Regions from separate parts of the Mus musculus genome. Here region 1 is linked to region 2. The links are chromatin loops, found by intact Hi-C in ENCODE. Cell type or tissue: heart. All regions are shown on one strand.

Region 1 (8,000 bases), 64 kb before region 2:
TTCGGTGCTGTCAGACGTGGAAAGAAGCTCAGTCCTGCACAGCCAGCACCAAAACCAAAACCAAAACCTATCTTACGCAGCTCAAACCACCGTTTTTCTTCACTCATTGTCTTAATTGATTTGGCTGTAAGAAGTGCCTGTTACTCTCTGATATCAACCTATCAGTATACTTGAGAGACTGTCTACACCTGTGTCCCTCTAGATGACTTGGCAAGCGGGTGCCATGACCTCTGTCTCTAGAAATGACCATCTATTCCTGCTGTCCTTGCTTAAGAGCAACAATGAAAAAAAAATACATGCTGCTCTTTTAAATTTTGCAGTAACATAATTATTGGAAAATGCCTGTAATTTTTCCAGGGAAAAATTAGCGTTTACTTTTCCTTTAAAAAATGTTCCCTGGTAGGTTGCCCGTGCTCCAGTGGATGGCCATGCACATATGAGCAATGCTAATTGGACCCAGTGGACTTAAAACCAAAACAAAAGGGCCTGGTGTTGGGAAGAGGGTATGGTATTAGAGACACCCAGGAGGAGAGGAGGGAAGGACTGGGAGGAGATATAACCAAGCACACTGTCCATTTGTACAAAATTCTCAAAGAATAAATATAAACACTCTATACAAATCTTCTTCATGATGAACTGGTTTTTTTCCCTTCTCATTTATTCACTGATTCATTCAACAAACAGACGTACAGTGCTGTGTGGCATGGTTCTGATGCCCACAGATCTCCGAACTACTGAAAACCAACTGTGACTGGTTGGTCCCATAACAAAGGACACACAGTGTCTGGATATTATTTAATGGCATGCTCTCTGAAATTCAAGACCGGAAGCCCCCAGAATAGGAAGTGTCCACCAGGCTAATATTTCATTTCTAACACTATCCAATGTCTCGGGGCAGCCTGAACCCAACTTTAAAATCATCAGTAAGGTGTTCTAGAAACTTTCCAAAGGAAGTAACTGGCTCAGCACTCTCACAGTCTCGCTTTGTCAACTGTGCCTGTCTACAGTGTCCATCTTGACAACTTTAGAGGGAAGGGAGAATGCACACAGGATAACGGGAACTCAGACCGTCTAGGGTCCAGGAGGAGGGGTCTCCTGGTGTGACACACTGGAGATTCCCATTTTCATCATTTGACGTACAAACAAGGACTTGGGGGTTTTGTGCTTCTCTTGTAACTAACCTTTTCTTAGTTTCATCACAAATTTGTACAGCATAGGTGGTCTGCTTTCTTTCTCTTTAAAGCTGAACTTGTCTGGTTATTTCTTACAGTCATTGGTCGTTGGGATCTCTATTCACAGTGACTATTCTTTTCTTCTCTTGGCAGACTGTGCATTTGGTAAAGATTGTGCTCCATGGCATGTCCAAATGGGATCGGAGGAAATATTTGCACGCTTCCTCTATTCCTTAGAAGAGGAGCAAGCCACAGCTGTTTCAATCTGTCAGCTCTCTAAGCCTGGGATGAAGGGGAAGGCTCTGCCCCACAGAAGCAGGAACTCTGACCTCGCTACCAAGAGCATCTCCCTGTAGCATTATGGAAAGCCTCACTTGTAATGGGTACCAGCTGGTCTATGCCACCTGCTCGCCTGTCTCTCATCTCCTCATCTTATTTAAAAAGAGTCACATTCCCCAAGTTCACTTTTATATCTAGCATTGGAAATCTGGACTGTTTCCCCTCTAGACGAATGTCACAAATGGTAACTGGCACTCGAAGCTACCCCTCCTAACGCTTACATAACCGGATTTAGAATTAGCCTAAGGCAATGTAATAAGAGTACCACAGAAACTGCCAACCGCGGATGGCACAGTTTCTTGCCAGATCGCCAAACTGAGGACTTGAGTCAATAGTGTATAAAACAGTCTTCCCCAACATAGGCCACAAAAGACCAGGAAGAACTATCAAATAAGCAAACATGTAAGAATAGCAAGACGCATTGTCTGGAGGCGTACACAGTGACCTGGCACTGCACTGACAGGGACACTCTCAATGGCTCCCGTCTTTGTCAGAGGCAGCAAGGTTGGTCCAGTTACTGGCAGCCACAGGGGGAAGAAAATTGAAAAGAAGAGACAGAAGAATTAAGTGAGTCAGAAGCATGGGCAGTCCTTGAGAAGGAAGTCCCAGCCTTTGGGAGAGGGGGAGAGGGAATTCCTGCCACAAGCCAGCAGGGGAAGTCCCCTGATAGGGATTGCTACTCACACAGTCACAGACTAGGAACTGGAATACTCACTATTTAGAAACTTAACTCTCCCCACCCTTGCGTTCCTACTTGGATCTTAAGTTCAGGCTTTGTGCTGCTGATAAACGTCTGGTTGGGGCTGGCAGATGCACAGGCTTCAGATTTCTTGATAGCCTATGGAGGCTTACAAGTGCAGACATTTTGCCTCCCAGGGGACATTGAGCAAGGGGCTCCTTCTGACTGTTAAGATTGGCAGGAGAGTAGGGTTGGGCTACTGTCATCCACTGGGTGGAGGACAGGGATGTTGGGAAATATTTTGCAATGCACAAGACAATCTCCCTACTGCAAGGAGTATCAACTCCACCATAAAGATATCACGCTTAGCAAAAAAAAAGGCCAGCCAAAACCAACGTACTGTTCAGACTCATCAAAGCGTGATACCTGATCTTTAATTAAGGATATGAAATTAAGGAGGCTGGCAGAGTACTCATCAATGTGGTGTCACCTGGATAAAAGTGAAGTTTTCTCTGGCAGGAACTCGGCATTCCTATGTACAGAGAAAGCACACCACAGCTGCTTCTTAAGTGTGTCCATAGACAACAACTGTGTTCCTCAGCCAGCTTCAAATGACAACCAGGAGCAGGAAGCAAACTCCAGACGGGCTGGATTACAGCCAGTCAGTATTAAAGCAATTAATTCTCCCCAGCAAAGGTCTTCCTGGGCCACTCTGCCACAAATGGCTACCTGACCCAGGCAGAGAATGTCAGCTCTCCCTGACCCCCTGTCTCTAGCTGAGAGTAGGTCACCTCCAACTTCCTTCACCAAGTCTCATCCAGCAGGAGGGGGCCTGCTTCCTTCTCACAGATAAGGAGGCAAGGATATGGATCCCAAGAAAGAAAATGAAAGTGAGCCGGGAACCAGGCTCCTACCATCTGCAAGGCAAGACTGCAGAGCCAGCCATCCCCTCCACCCTGACAGACAATGAATTATCCCACCCCCTCCACCCCTGCCAGAGAGTGAGCTATTCCACCCACCCCTGCACCCCTGCCAGACAATGGGCTATACCACCCACCCCCTTGACACCTCCACTCCTGCCATTGAATTATCCCACTCTCTCCACCCCTCATAACCCCTCCACTCCTGCCAGGCAGAGGGCTATCCCATCTACCCCCTCCACCTCTACCAGGCAGTGAGCTAACCCACTCACCCCCTCCACCTCTGCCAGACTGTGAATTATCCCTCTACACCTGCTCAATAAAGTCTCACACTTGAGAGAAAGGGTAACAGCAAGATAAGTTTGTGGTCAAATGATACAAAACTTTTGTGTTTACTGATCCTTTGGTGGGGAGCCCAGTATTGGGAATGACAGATGGGGACACTTTGCTCACACTATGCTAAGAAAAACAAAAGACATTTTCCTAAGAGTTCTCCTGAGTACTTTTTTTCTTTAAAAGAAATGTCTTTAATTTTAATTATGTATGTGCATGGCTGAGTGTGCAGATATGAGTGAGTGTAGTGCCCACTGAGGCCAGAAGAGGGCGTCAGATTCCCTGGAAGTGAGTTAAGAGGTGGTTGTGAGCTAGCTACCCTACATAGATCCTGGGACTCCAGTCCTTTTCCAACACCACAGCCCAAGTTTTTTATATTGTGCTCCATTCATAGGCTTAAAGGGAGCTGTCAAGATGGGGTAGTGCCGAAGGTACATTCTTAGGAGCATGGAAATAATTTTATTATATTTTTAAACATGAAAATGTACAGAAACCACCATGGAAGCGTGTACAAAGTGAATGCAATACCAATCCATTTTTTTTTTCCTGCCACTTCAACATTATCATAATGCCCCAGGGCTTTGTTTTCCCCACAGAAACACCAGATTTTAAGATGCATTTGAAATCTGAGTCTTGATAAAACATGTTTGTTTGCTAGTTCTGTTGTTAGCTTTTTTCCCCCCAGTAAGGGCTGGCACTTTTAGAACTATCTCTCATCTGCGTTTGAGTGTACTCAACAACTATTATCTCATTACTTTACCACATCCTGGGAAGGGCTAAGTGGCAGACAGCATCCATCCACTGTCCTCCCTTTTCACTAAGAAGCAGCAAGGGGTTAAAAAACCAAGACCTTCATACTCCCCAGATCCACTTAACTGCCCTGGCCAAGCTGCCTCCAAGGAGAGGAAAAAATATCTCCTTAGATCAGAATGGAGACAGGCTTGCTGTACAGTGCCCTTGTGTTAAACCTAAGAGACAGATGCAAGACGCTTACTCCTCTCTCGTGGTAAATAACTCCAACATGACTGATGCTCCACAGAAATCAATAGCAGGGACGATTGCCTTTTTTGGAACTGCCTGGGCAGTCAGCTGGAGAGGGGGCACTGCTAATCCCAGGCATGCTGCCTGGATCATGCACTGAAAACAGGCTTCACAAAAGAGAAGGGCGAGTAGCTTACTTATTAAAGAGACAACTGTAAAGTCTGATACAAACAGGCAAGCGTAAAGCCTCCACTACACAGACCCAAAGCTTGGCTTGGCAACCAAAAAAAAAAAAAAAAAAAAAAAAAAACCCAAAACAAAACAATAAGCAGTTGAAAAAGTCTAGCCCCCCTTCATCCCTGAGATGACACCGCCACTGAGAAACAGTCTGCAGAGAGGGCTGGTGGAGATGGGCTCCCCAGTGACCCAGAACCCACAGCAGGAAGTAGAGGGGAAGCCTCCTCCGCCTGTCTGACACTAACCCAGTGAAAGACTGCAGTGGAGACCATGGGGATTTCTCCTTTTGCTTTGGTTCTGAAGCAGCCTACACTTTCCTCAAGGCCAAAAGTCTAGCTGACAATTGCCTAAATCGTGTTCCCCAAGGTCGTTCCTTTCTGCACTGCCCACCAAGGCAAGGGAATCCATGTGACCTTGAGGAGGATGAAAGTCATTTCTGACCCCACTTTTAATTCTCAACTGATTTAACTGAAACCAGACACTGGGTGCCAACAACGAGAAGTTTAAAACATTGTACATGAAGCTTGGGCTGATGAGCAAGTCACAAAATGATATATACTAACACCCAGTGCTGCCTGTCAACTTAAAAATTAAAATAAAATAAAATAAAATAATGAAGACAGAAACTCTATCAGCTCCTTTACAACAAACAGGCCTGGTTCGTTTACAACTCCTGGAAATAACTCTGGGTCGGTCAAATGTTCTTATTTCATATGTTCTCACCGGCTTTCAGGACTGGGGCACATTGTTTCCCCAAACACCATCCGGCCATAATGACCAGGTTACCACTGATAATTATGCTCGCCTGTCTATAGGTTTGTCAGCTAAATGAATCCACAGACGCCCGTCATAATGAGCAGAATTCAACTTCTGCCACAGCTGGGCTGACCACATCACATTAGGAAAACAAGCTCTTTGCAATAACCAGTTCTGGGCATCACTGGTTAAAAAAGACTAGTTTCCTGTTTTTCTCAAAGACTTCACAATGTGGGTATTGCTATTTTTTACCCCACCCACACTTCTTCTCTTTAATTGCTGAAGATTAGATGCTGTAAACACCTAACCATGGGTAGTGTGTGTGTGTGTGTGTGTGTGTGTGTGTGTGTCTGTGTGTGTCAGGTGGGGTTTGTCCATTCCTAGCCAAGGCCTCACCTTGGCTGAGACAGGACTTGGGGATTCGGCATGAACTTCCCCGCAGCCTCAACTCAGAAAGCTGACCTTGGAGCTGGGCCTGAGCTAGGGAGGTGCTGCAAGCTCTGTGCTAGGTCCTTGTAGCTGACACCAGAAATGGCAGTTTGGGGGAGAAGACCACTTACAAGTGGAATTGCAACTCAGGTTTGCTAAGCAAATCCCACAGTTAAGAGTCTGGTTAAAAAAATAGTTACGAATCTATTTTTAAAAAAAAAAAGCAAGTATGAAATGCCAACCTAGCATCTACTTATAACCATGGAGAGGCGTCCTTCTCCCTCACTGGAAAAGGCTGCTTTCTTTTTCCAGGGACGTTTAAGGACATGTTTAAGGTACAAAACAGCATGGCTGCTCTGCTTGACCCCCACCACCTCAGTCAAGACCCTGTTCTAAAGTCAATTCCTCCCAGACCCTCCACAAACTTACAGGGGGCGTGTGTGTGCACGGAAGCACATAGCTGCATTTGTGCATCCCTGTCTGTCTGTCTGTCTGTCTGTCTGTCTCTCTCTCTCTCTCACACACACACACACATACACACATACACACACACACACACACACACACACACACACACACACACACACGTGAATGAGAAGGATGATCTGTGTCTGCCTCCTGGGGGAGTGGGGGAGGGGTGCAACAGAATGTGTGCATCACTGAAGCCAGCAGCCCCCCAGGCTGAGCCTAGGTAACAGCAAGCAATGGGTGAGTACTTCCTGAGCACTCAGCCCGGCCTCCAGCCTCCCACTCCGACTTCCGATGACCTGTGTCTCCCCTCCTCTGCCTACATTCTGGTCACCACGTCTCTGGAATCCCTCATCCTGCGTTCCTTTGCATCTGCCTTTCTCACAGACCAAGAGCTCTGAGAGGTTGCATGCGGCAATAGCCGCTCAGCAAACACCGGATGATCTGTGACAGGAAAGTCACTTTTGACTGACAACTTTGGAGTTAGTCAAGTACACAATCTATTTTTTTTTTAAATCTGGAAGAAAAAAGTCACAATTAGGAACAGATTTCTGCCTATAGCTCCTTGATCTAATATTGCGACTTTGAAGCTGTTTTTCTTTAAAACTTTTAAAATGTTTTCTTTAAAAGTCAATGAAGACAGGGGACTCCAGGGGAAATTAAAATCTTCGTTTTGAAGGAGTGAGGAAAAGTGGAGGTCCCAGTTTGAATCTTCAGAGCCTGCAAAAGACGTCAAGCACAATTTTGGCTACTCTAGAACTGGGATGGAGGAAAAATGGAAGCAAGCGCATTCATTCTCTTACTCTAGCCTACTCTACAAACACTGGGTTCAGTGAGAAACCCCATCTCAAAAATCAAGGTGGAGAGTGTTGAGAAATGTCAACCTCTGGCCCACGTGCATGCATACTCACACACACCCAGACATACACACACACACACAGACATACACACAAAGACACACACACACATACGCAAACACTTGCATGCTTACATGCATGCACTCACACACACACACACAGACATGTGCATGCATAAACACATACAGACATACACAGAGACATACACACACACACAGACACACACACACACATCACACACACACGCACTAGAGAAAGTGAAAACAGGTTTCGCCTTCTAAGTTATTTTAAAGGAAAAGGGTTCTAGCCCTTCAGATCTTCTGTATTTCTTTAAAATGGGTAAAAAAAAAAAAAAATCTAGGTCTCAATCAAAACACACACATATTGATTCTGAGTGACGCCCACTCATGTTAATCACAACCAAGAAGAGAAACACTGTGAAATAGGCCCTTTGTGTGGATAAATATGAAGAACTTCCTGCCCGCCTCAGGAATTTTTTAACTGCTTGTACGTATACTCATGACATTTTATGACTTATCCACTTCTGGGACTTCTACCACTGACAGTTAAGTAGGATCTACCCTTGACAATTTCTGAAACTTGAATAGGAGAAACAGAAGTTGTTACCCGCCATTTCATAGAAGACTTGGCTGTATTTTGAAGGAAAGTGAAACTCTGTGAAGACTCCATTTGCATACGTCTGCTAACTGGCAAAGGCCACAAAGGAACCACCTACCAATTAGTTACCAATGAGGCAACCAAACTCAAGCATTCAAACGCTGAACCCAAGCCTCAGAGGACAGCGATGGGCAGATGATGGCCTCTGCTT
Region 2 (8,000 bases):
ACTTCTTTAACAGAAAATTAGTTCTACAATGTCAAGATATTGGCCACTTCGAAGACGTAACACTTCCCTGTGCTCCTTTTTATATAGCTGATACAGAACTGTGGCAGAGTTACAGCCAAGAAGTAAACCATGAATATTCCTTCCTGTTTATTCAGATACATATCTGTCCCTTAGTTATCTTGGTATCTCCCAAGTTTTGCCTTCCAAAGGTCAAGGCACTCTGAGCTGGCCTTGCCCCAGTCCAGTGTCACAAGCTAAGTGGCTCACAGTTTTACTTCCTGGCAATACCAATAGTGGCAGTCCATTCTAGTACCATCCAGATAACCACCTAAAGTAGGAGGAGCTGCCCCAGCAACCAAGACCCCATGACCAACACCAAAAATGCTAACTCATTTGACAATTCCCCAACTATGAGGTAACCAATTCCCAGTGTATAAAATCTTGTCACAGTCATGGATAGACCCTCAAGATTATCTATTGTGTTTGCAGGGCCCGGACAAAAAGAAGATACTGAGGTCCTTGTTTAAAATTTAAAAATTCAGGCCTACTACAATGGAGTCAAACTTAGAGCCCCGCTGATCCTGGGCTCCACTGTGATTGTACAGGTGGCCAGCAAGGTGAGACCTGCCCTGTTCAGCACTTCACTAGGCACTGGGTACAGGCACAACCCATCATCCTGACCTCTAGAGAATCAGCATCAGCAATCATGTTGGAATCACATTTGGTTTTGTTTGTTTGTTTGTTTTTAGACACAGGGTTTACTCTGGGTAACCTTGGCTGACCAGAACTACTCAAGAGATCGGCCTACCTCTGCCTCCTGAATGCTGGGATTAAAAGCAGGCACCACCAACCACTAGGCATATTTAAACTCTTAAAGGCACTTCAGATCTCAGACTGATAAGTAGAGCCTACAGGTTAAGTGCTGGTGAAAATCATTCTGCATCAAGTGGGCTGCTTGCCACCTCCCCCTAAAATGTCTCCTCTTGTAAATCAATAGGGTGATGCAATTTTTTTTTAAAGACTCTCATTAGATGAAAAGCAGTTTGTCAATGACTAACACAGTAAGTGGAGCACCAGGCCTGCAGGACTGCCAAGCATCCTGTGTCTCTCAGTACTTCCATTTAATAAACATTTATTGTGCACCTATTATGCTTACATTTCATTTTCAGAAGCTCAGGTATTGTTTCGTTGTTGCTGAATTTAAAATTACTTGACAAAGAGAATGCTGAAACTTGGCCAGGAATGTAAAATGCATCTGACACCCGAGAGATGACCACAACATTTTTCTCCTACTGCTCCTCCATTCAGCGCCTGTACATGGAGCCAGAGCTCAGGGTGGGGCATGGCTGGAGGCATCGGCGATAATGCGAGGACGGAGCAAACTCAGCCCTGATTGCAAGGTTCCTTAGGTACAGTAGAGAGCAAACCCTTTGTATAAGAAAATAAAAGTGTTCCAATAAATCACTTAAAGAAGCTTTAATTACGTTTTAAAAATGTTTCAAATTATAATTCTAAGTTCTTCTGCAGTGTTTTTATGATTTATTTTTTATTATTTATTTTATTTCCCTCCAAGAATGTAACTTCCCAGCTTAGAGTTGAAAAGACATCTTCTATTGCTCTCGGGGGAGCTGTCAGGCAGCTCTATGAAGGCATGTGAGCTTTCTGCACCATAGAAAGTATTTCCTCTGGCTGGAGAGATGGCTTAGTGGTTAAGAGCACTGACTGCTCTTCCAGAGCTCCTGAGTTCAATTCCCAGCAACCACAGGGTGGCTCACAACCATCTGTAATGGGATCCGATGCCCTCTTCTGGTGTGTCTGAAGACAGCTACAGTGTATTCATATACATACATACATACATACATACATACATACATACATACATACAAACATACATACATACAATCTTTTTTTAAAAAAAAAGTATTTCCTCCAAACTAGGCATATCTATTCATGGATGAAATGAAGCACATATATTTGAGCCACAAATATAGATCAAATGTTGGTTTGGATAAATATTATAAAAATTCTAATTTGGTACCACTCAGAAGGGCTCCTCATAAAATGGTTTTCACACAAGTGTATGTTACTCTCCTGACAATTATGAGATTTAGTTAATGAGTCTAAGGATCCTACTTAGCACCTCGAACAAGAAGGTGCATAAAAACTGGAGATTATTGTTAATTCAAATCTGGAGTAATTGATCCTTATTAATCGACTACTAAATAAATATCTGCATAATGCTAATGTCATACACGGACAAGCTGGATTTAGAAGTGGTTAAATCATACAGAAAAGCAATGGACAATGGGCTCAAACATAGTGTAACCTCAAAGATGAAATTCACATGTACTTCAATAGTTTACAGGACATCCAATGTACCTCCTGCCTATGTCAGTACAAGGACAAGAAAATCACCTCCCAAATTTAATCTTTTACTAATGTAACATTCTTCTATTCCACTGAGATTTTAATTCCCATGGTCTTGTTTGCTCTTCAAATTGTTAAACAATCAAGATTGCATCATGGGTGCAGCTGAGTGGTAGCAAGCTTGCCTAACATTCTTTAGGCTCTGTGTTTGATAAGGTGTGCTAGCATGTGGTAATGCCTACACAATGATGTCAGCCCCCCTCAACTACAACTTGCCCTGATTTTTATGCTCCAAGTTTATTTCCCTGAGTAGCCTTCTATAATCTGTAGAAGTTCAAAAGAAACAAAACTATCCTCCCACAGATACACACCAGAAAGAAAAAAACAAGCAAGCAAGCAAACAAACAAACCAAAGACATGATTTCAAGACCCACAGGTCTTACTTAAAACTCTTCTCAAATAGCCTTAAAGTTCTTCACTGCATAAATCAGTTGACAGTTCCCAAGGCTAATGACATCATATGCTACACACATGGGCTAATCATGTGAGGACATTTAAGCTACGCTTTCAAAAGCATAGGTCAGTGTAGCAGAACACAGAGAGTAAAGTGCGTGTTCCACAATATTCCTGGGGTTTAATAGAAACTACTACACAGTATTTTCATCTAACTAAAACTCTGTCAAGTGTTTGACATAAGAAACCTCAGTAGACCTCCCAGTGAACTTTGGCATTTTGGCCGTGTGGCCAGAAGAACAGTCTCCCATGACAAAGCCTATTCATGAGTCAGCCAGGGAAATAAGCACAATGCTTGCTTAGCTGACGGCTCTTCCCTTTATCGTACTGGCAAGCATGCGCGACACGGGCATCCGCGGTACTAAATTATAGATTGTATATCGTTCTAAAATGCAGTTTCAAGGGTTATGTAAACATGTCTTATTAATAAGCCTAGGTTGACGTGCTTTGGTTTCCGTTGTTTGAAGTCTACCAGGGAGAAAGAGATCAGCAAAATATCTGCAAATTCGAGATAATACATCCACAGCTACTGATGTATTACTGTCCTAAGTTTGCAAAATGGTTCATATTTAAAAAAAAAAAACACACAGAAAGAAAAGAAAACCTCACTTTACCTAAACAATGGCTTAAATGACTATGAAGGGGTCTGTCCTGCAGGGTCCCCAGGCCTGATATTTAGGTTTTGCCCCAGATGCCCTTGTCAGTATTTCCACAACAAAGTCAAAGGTGGCCTTTGGAAGGAGGGTTAAAGAGGAGGCTTCCTGTCAGGGCTTTACAACAGAGAATCAACAGAGGCCCTGTGAGGTCAGCATTATTCAGCACTGGGGCCTCCTTTCCGGGACCCCTCCGGATGCTCGGGGTCCCCAGGCTGGGCGGTCCGCGGCCAGTGCTCACCCTGGCTTTCCGCCCAGGCAGCCCCTGCCAGGCCTTGCACCCAGAGCCCTTGCGCAACCAGGGTGCTCCGCATGGGCCCCGAAACTAGGCCGGCTGCTAGAGCAGCGAGCCCCACTTTCTCCAGGCAGGAAGTGGGGAGGCGGAGAGCATTTCCTGTTGTGCACTGACAGCCAGGGAGACGTCATCGCAGTCAGCGCCTTCGGATGGCCGCCCCTGGGCCAAAGGTCAGCTGCCGGCAGGGCGGGGGCTCGCAGGCGGGGGCGTGCGCTGAGACTCCCGCTGCAACGCTGCGCCTCCCGGGTCTGCAGTCCCACAAGAGGCCACCTGACGCCTTACGGTCCTGCAGGACTCAACTCCCGCCCACCAACCCCCGCCCGGCCCCAGCAAGAAGAGGCATGCATCTTCAGAGGCTGAAGAAGCACTTTCCTTGCCCGATCCTGATTGCAGTTTCCCTAATAGGACTCTCTACCAGGAATCTTTTTTTTGTTTGTTTTGTTTTGTTTTGTTTTGTTTTTCGAGACAGGGTTTCTCTGTATAGCCCTGGCTGTTCTGGAACTCACTTTGTAGACCAGGCTGGCCTCAAACTCAGAAATCCACCTGCCTCTGCCTCCCAAGTGCTGGGATTAAAGGCGTCCGCCACCACACCTGGCTACCAGGAATCTTTTAAAGCATCAAAAGTTGCCTGCCCTCCCCCTTCCTCCCCTCGAGCCCCACTTTTTATCTCCAATATTGATTCCTTAAACAACTGACACATGGCAGAAATGAAAGCTGATTTCCATACTGCGCACCTCCAATGAAGTCGAAGACAAACAGGAAATGCTATGTTCTCATTAAATACCCACTGCACAGCATAAACTTCCACCTACTGAGGTCTTTAATGCTCGTAATTTATTTCTTAAAAGTCTCCTAAGATCTATTTGGTCTTGCTCTTACCCTGGATAATAACAACAAAAAACAGGACCAAAATATTTTAAGGGAAAAATGATCGATTTATAGTTTTTAAGCCACTGATTTTTTTTTTTCTTTAGCCTCAATTTCCAGACTTGTATTTCGTTTCAAGCCATAACCATGATAACCCTGGGTAATTCTACAAGTCAGTGGGTTAAGGTTAACAGTGGTTAAAAATAAGACCATAAGGTATTGTATAATTATTATGAAATAAAAACTGAAATAGTTTCCTTTCAGTTTGCTAATGAGATAGATTGTTAATTACAAGAAAAAATGATAACTTCTGTTCTCATGACAAACCAGTATGAAGGCACTGAACCACCGTCTCTAACATTTCAACTATGCAGTGTTTCGCAGGACATGATAAGAGACATTTACAGCCTTACATGATGACCTTCAGCAATGGTAATTTCTCAATATAAATCTTTGGAGTAGCAGGTCTTCCTCACTAACTGAAGCGGGGAGGCAGCAGTATACACACAGGTAAGCTGAATGAGAAATATCTATCTGCTCAATTTGCTATGAACCTTAAGCTGATCTAAGACATGATTTTTTAAACATATTTAGGGTTCTGTATACATTATTTAAGAAACAACTTCTCTAGCTAGGTGACCTAAAACTTGTGATCCTCCTGCCTCTAGCTTTTTAGTGTTGAGATAATAGGTATGTACCATTGCGATGCAGGGATCAAACCAGGTACAGTCTCCACCAGCTGAGCTGCAAGTCAGATCCACCACCTTCCCTTTGTTAAAGGGTACTAATTTTTTTATGCTAAATGGGCATAAACATGGAATCTGATGAATGTCAACTGCCATATTCAATCCTCACTGTCTAAGGCAATATCAAAGGATGCCATTATAGTGACCCAAAACCAATGTGTCTTTGACCACTCTTGTCTTTTCACCTTAACACCCTAAGAAAAAAGTAGGGTTTTTGCATCATCAGTTTAAATTTGCGTATAATTTACATAATATTAAAATATTCCATTTACTCAGCACATAATTAAACTGTCAGTCAGAAATAAGCTCTGAGTATTTAAATGTCCACTCAGCTGGGGAGCCAACAGACTTGTAAAGACCTGAACTATGCTCTATGTTACCTCTGCTCTGCTTCAGGGAGGCGATGCCTTACAGTGACTCTTGGCAGGGTCTAAGAGATAATCATTCCAAATTCCTTGTTTCCTTAGCATGGACACAACAACTTATAAAGTAAGTTTTCGATTCATTTTATCTTTATATGTATGGGTATTTTGTCTGCACCGCATGCATACAGTAACCACGGGTCAGAAAAAGGCACCGGATGCCCTGCAAGTAGATTAGGGATGGTTGTGAGCCACCACGAGGGTGCTGGGAACCAAACCAAAGTTCTCTGCAAGAGCAATAGGTGCTCTTAACCACAGAGTCATTCTCCAGACACAGACAGAGATACACACACAGCAACGTTTAAATCCCAACAGTGTCGAAGCATCCATCCTTGCATAGGGGAGGGAGCCTAATGTATCCGATCCCATGAAAACCTTCCGTGTTTTGTCCGTCTCCTGAGTGATCCCTCTCCTAGGAGTTTCAACACGTACCCCCATCTCAAGTGTTGTTTTATTGAGTAAGTCTGCCCTAAACATTTCTTTTGTTTTTCTTTTTTCTTTTTATGAGTGCGGATTGTTACTTACTCTTTCAAATCATGTCACTGGTATAAAATTAACAAGCCATAAGTTACAAGTGACTGCCCAAATACTATCTAGGGTCAGTGAAGATTTTATTCAAGCCTCATGCTCTCTGGTTTATATTATGTTCCTGATGATGACTCTGGAAAGAACAAAGGGGATGGTTAAAAATTCTCCTGTTTTATAATCCTAATTATGGACTAAATGAAAGTAATACTATTATAAGTTTAGCACAGACTGAAGATAGAAAGACCAGTATAGCAGCAATAAAGCATATCAACTTGTGAATAAACATATTAATTGTGAACACAGACCATAATATTGAACTATGGCGTCTTCTGGTTCAAGGTGCTTTTTCTGCTACATGAAAAAGAACAAATGAATGGGAAATACAAAGATACTGTACGGGATAACTGATTTCACACCTTCTCTTTAGAAACAGGGTAGGTAGCAAGGCAAACTAAAGCAGGTGTGACTTAGTCCCCCAGGACTACAAGGTGTCCAAGCACCATTTGTCTCCCGGCTCAGTGGTACCAGGATGAGGGTCCACCACCATCCCTTCAGACCTTACAGCTCTAGAAAGCTGTTAATATATGTTCAATTAGTGACAGGGTTAAGAAGCACACCAGTGTGTGACAGCTCACCTCCTTCGTCAGCCGCCATTTAACATTTCAGAACGGTAACTTTTAATTATAATTTATTTTATACATGCTAATAAAATTTAAATTATAGCTAAACCTAAACTATAATAATGGTTGAACATTGGTATCCTCACACACACTGAACGAATCCTGAAAATTAATGACACATATACTACGTGGTGTTTACACTATCCCCACGCAGAGTACACTTCTCCAAAAGCTAAAAATGTGAAGAAAGTTCAAACAGGATAATCTCCATAATCATTAAGAAATCTAAACTCAAAGTACCTATTCAGGAAATGAGAACTCTCAACTCCAGTAATATAGAGTCACTAACTCTATTATGAGGCTAATATATCATTTTTCAATATAGATTCATTTGTTCTATGACATGCATGCCTGCTTAAATATCGACTTCCCTGGCTATTCATCTTATCTACTAAGCAATGTAAGCAGGTAAATTCAAACTAGTTTTCCAGTAGACACCATAGGTAGTGCAGAGTTTAAGTCATAATATTTTAAGGTTGTTGCAAAGATGCAAAAAGAGCTACATATTATACTGCACTGTATTGGGGGGGGGGGTCACACGATTAATGTGCATGCATGAAATTCTTCCAATATTCTGCATCCTCATTTTTAATGAGCAGAAAACATTAGTTTACCTTATCTTAAAGAGATAATAAATTAATCTGAGCATGCCATTGGTATGTTTCAGAGGTAGGGAAGTGCAAAGGGGCAGGCCTGACTTACACCAGAGTGGACATCAAAGGATCCATCATCCACCTCTCTGCCTTTAAAACTGAAGTCATTATTTTGAGACAGCCACCCCATTTCAAGACAGGCAGTATATTCTAATGGCAAGCCGACACAGAACCAGTGTCTTTCATGTCCTGCTATTTATAAACGCAATCGGATTTCCTGCATAGGAATTTCTAGATACCTTCCTTTCGCCCGTTTATTGGTTGCACCTTTTTCAA

Evidence for each region. Peaks named below come from ENCODE experiments on the same cell type or tissue, not always from the same donor. Only the 100,000 strongest peaks of a DNase experiment are listed, where the experiment ranks them.
Region 1: it touches region 2 in a loop (2.3-fold over the local background); 10 of 42 quality-filtered maps call a loop at or near these places.

The regions. Positions count from the first base shown.
Region 1 is chr10:14,042,828-14,050,827 of GRCm38, reverse strand. All of the region lies in intron 1 of Hivep2 (human immunodeficiency virus type I enhancer binding protein 2), which reads right to left. Among named protein-coding and RNA genes, the nearest start is that of Hivep2, 80 kb to the right of the region's middle. In heart, CTCF peaks have their summits at 2,112 and 3,711 (motif pointing right); DNase peaks (open chromatin) are centred at 2,227, 2,937 and 4,877; H3K4me3 peaks cover 575 bases; H3K27ac peaks cover 4,619 bases.
Region 2 is chr10:13,978,980-13,986,979 of GRCm38, reverse strand. The region is part of intron 1 of Hivep2 (human immunodeficiency virus type I enhancer binding protein 2); the gene reads right to left. Among named protein-coding and RNA genes, the nearest start is that of Hivep2, 17 kb to the right of the region's middle. In heart, a CTCF peak has its summit at 4,083; DNase peaks (open chromatin) are centred at 3,149 and 3,889; H3K4me3 peaks cover 1,238 bases; H3K27ac peaks cover 1,487 bases.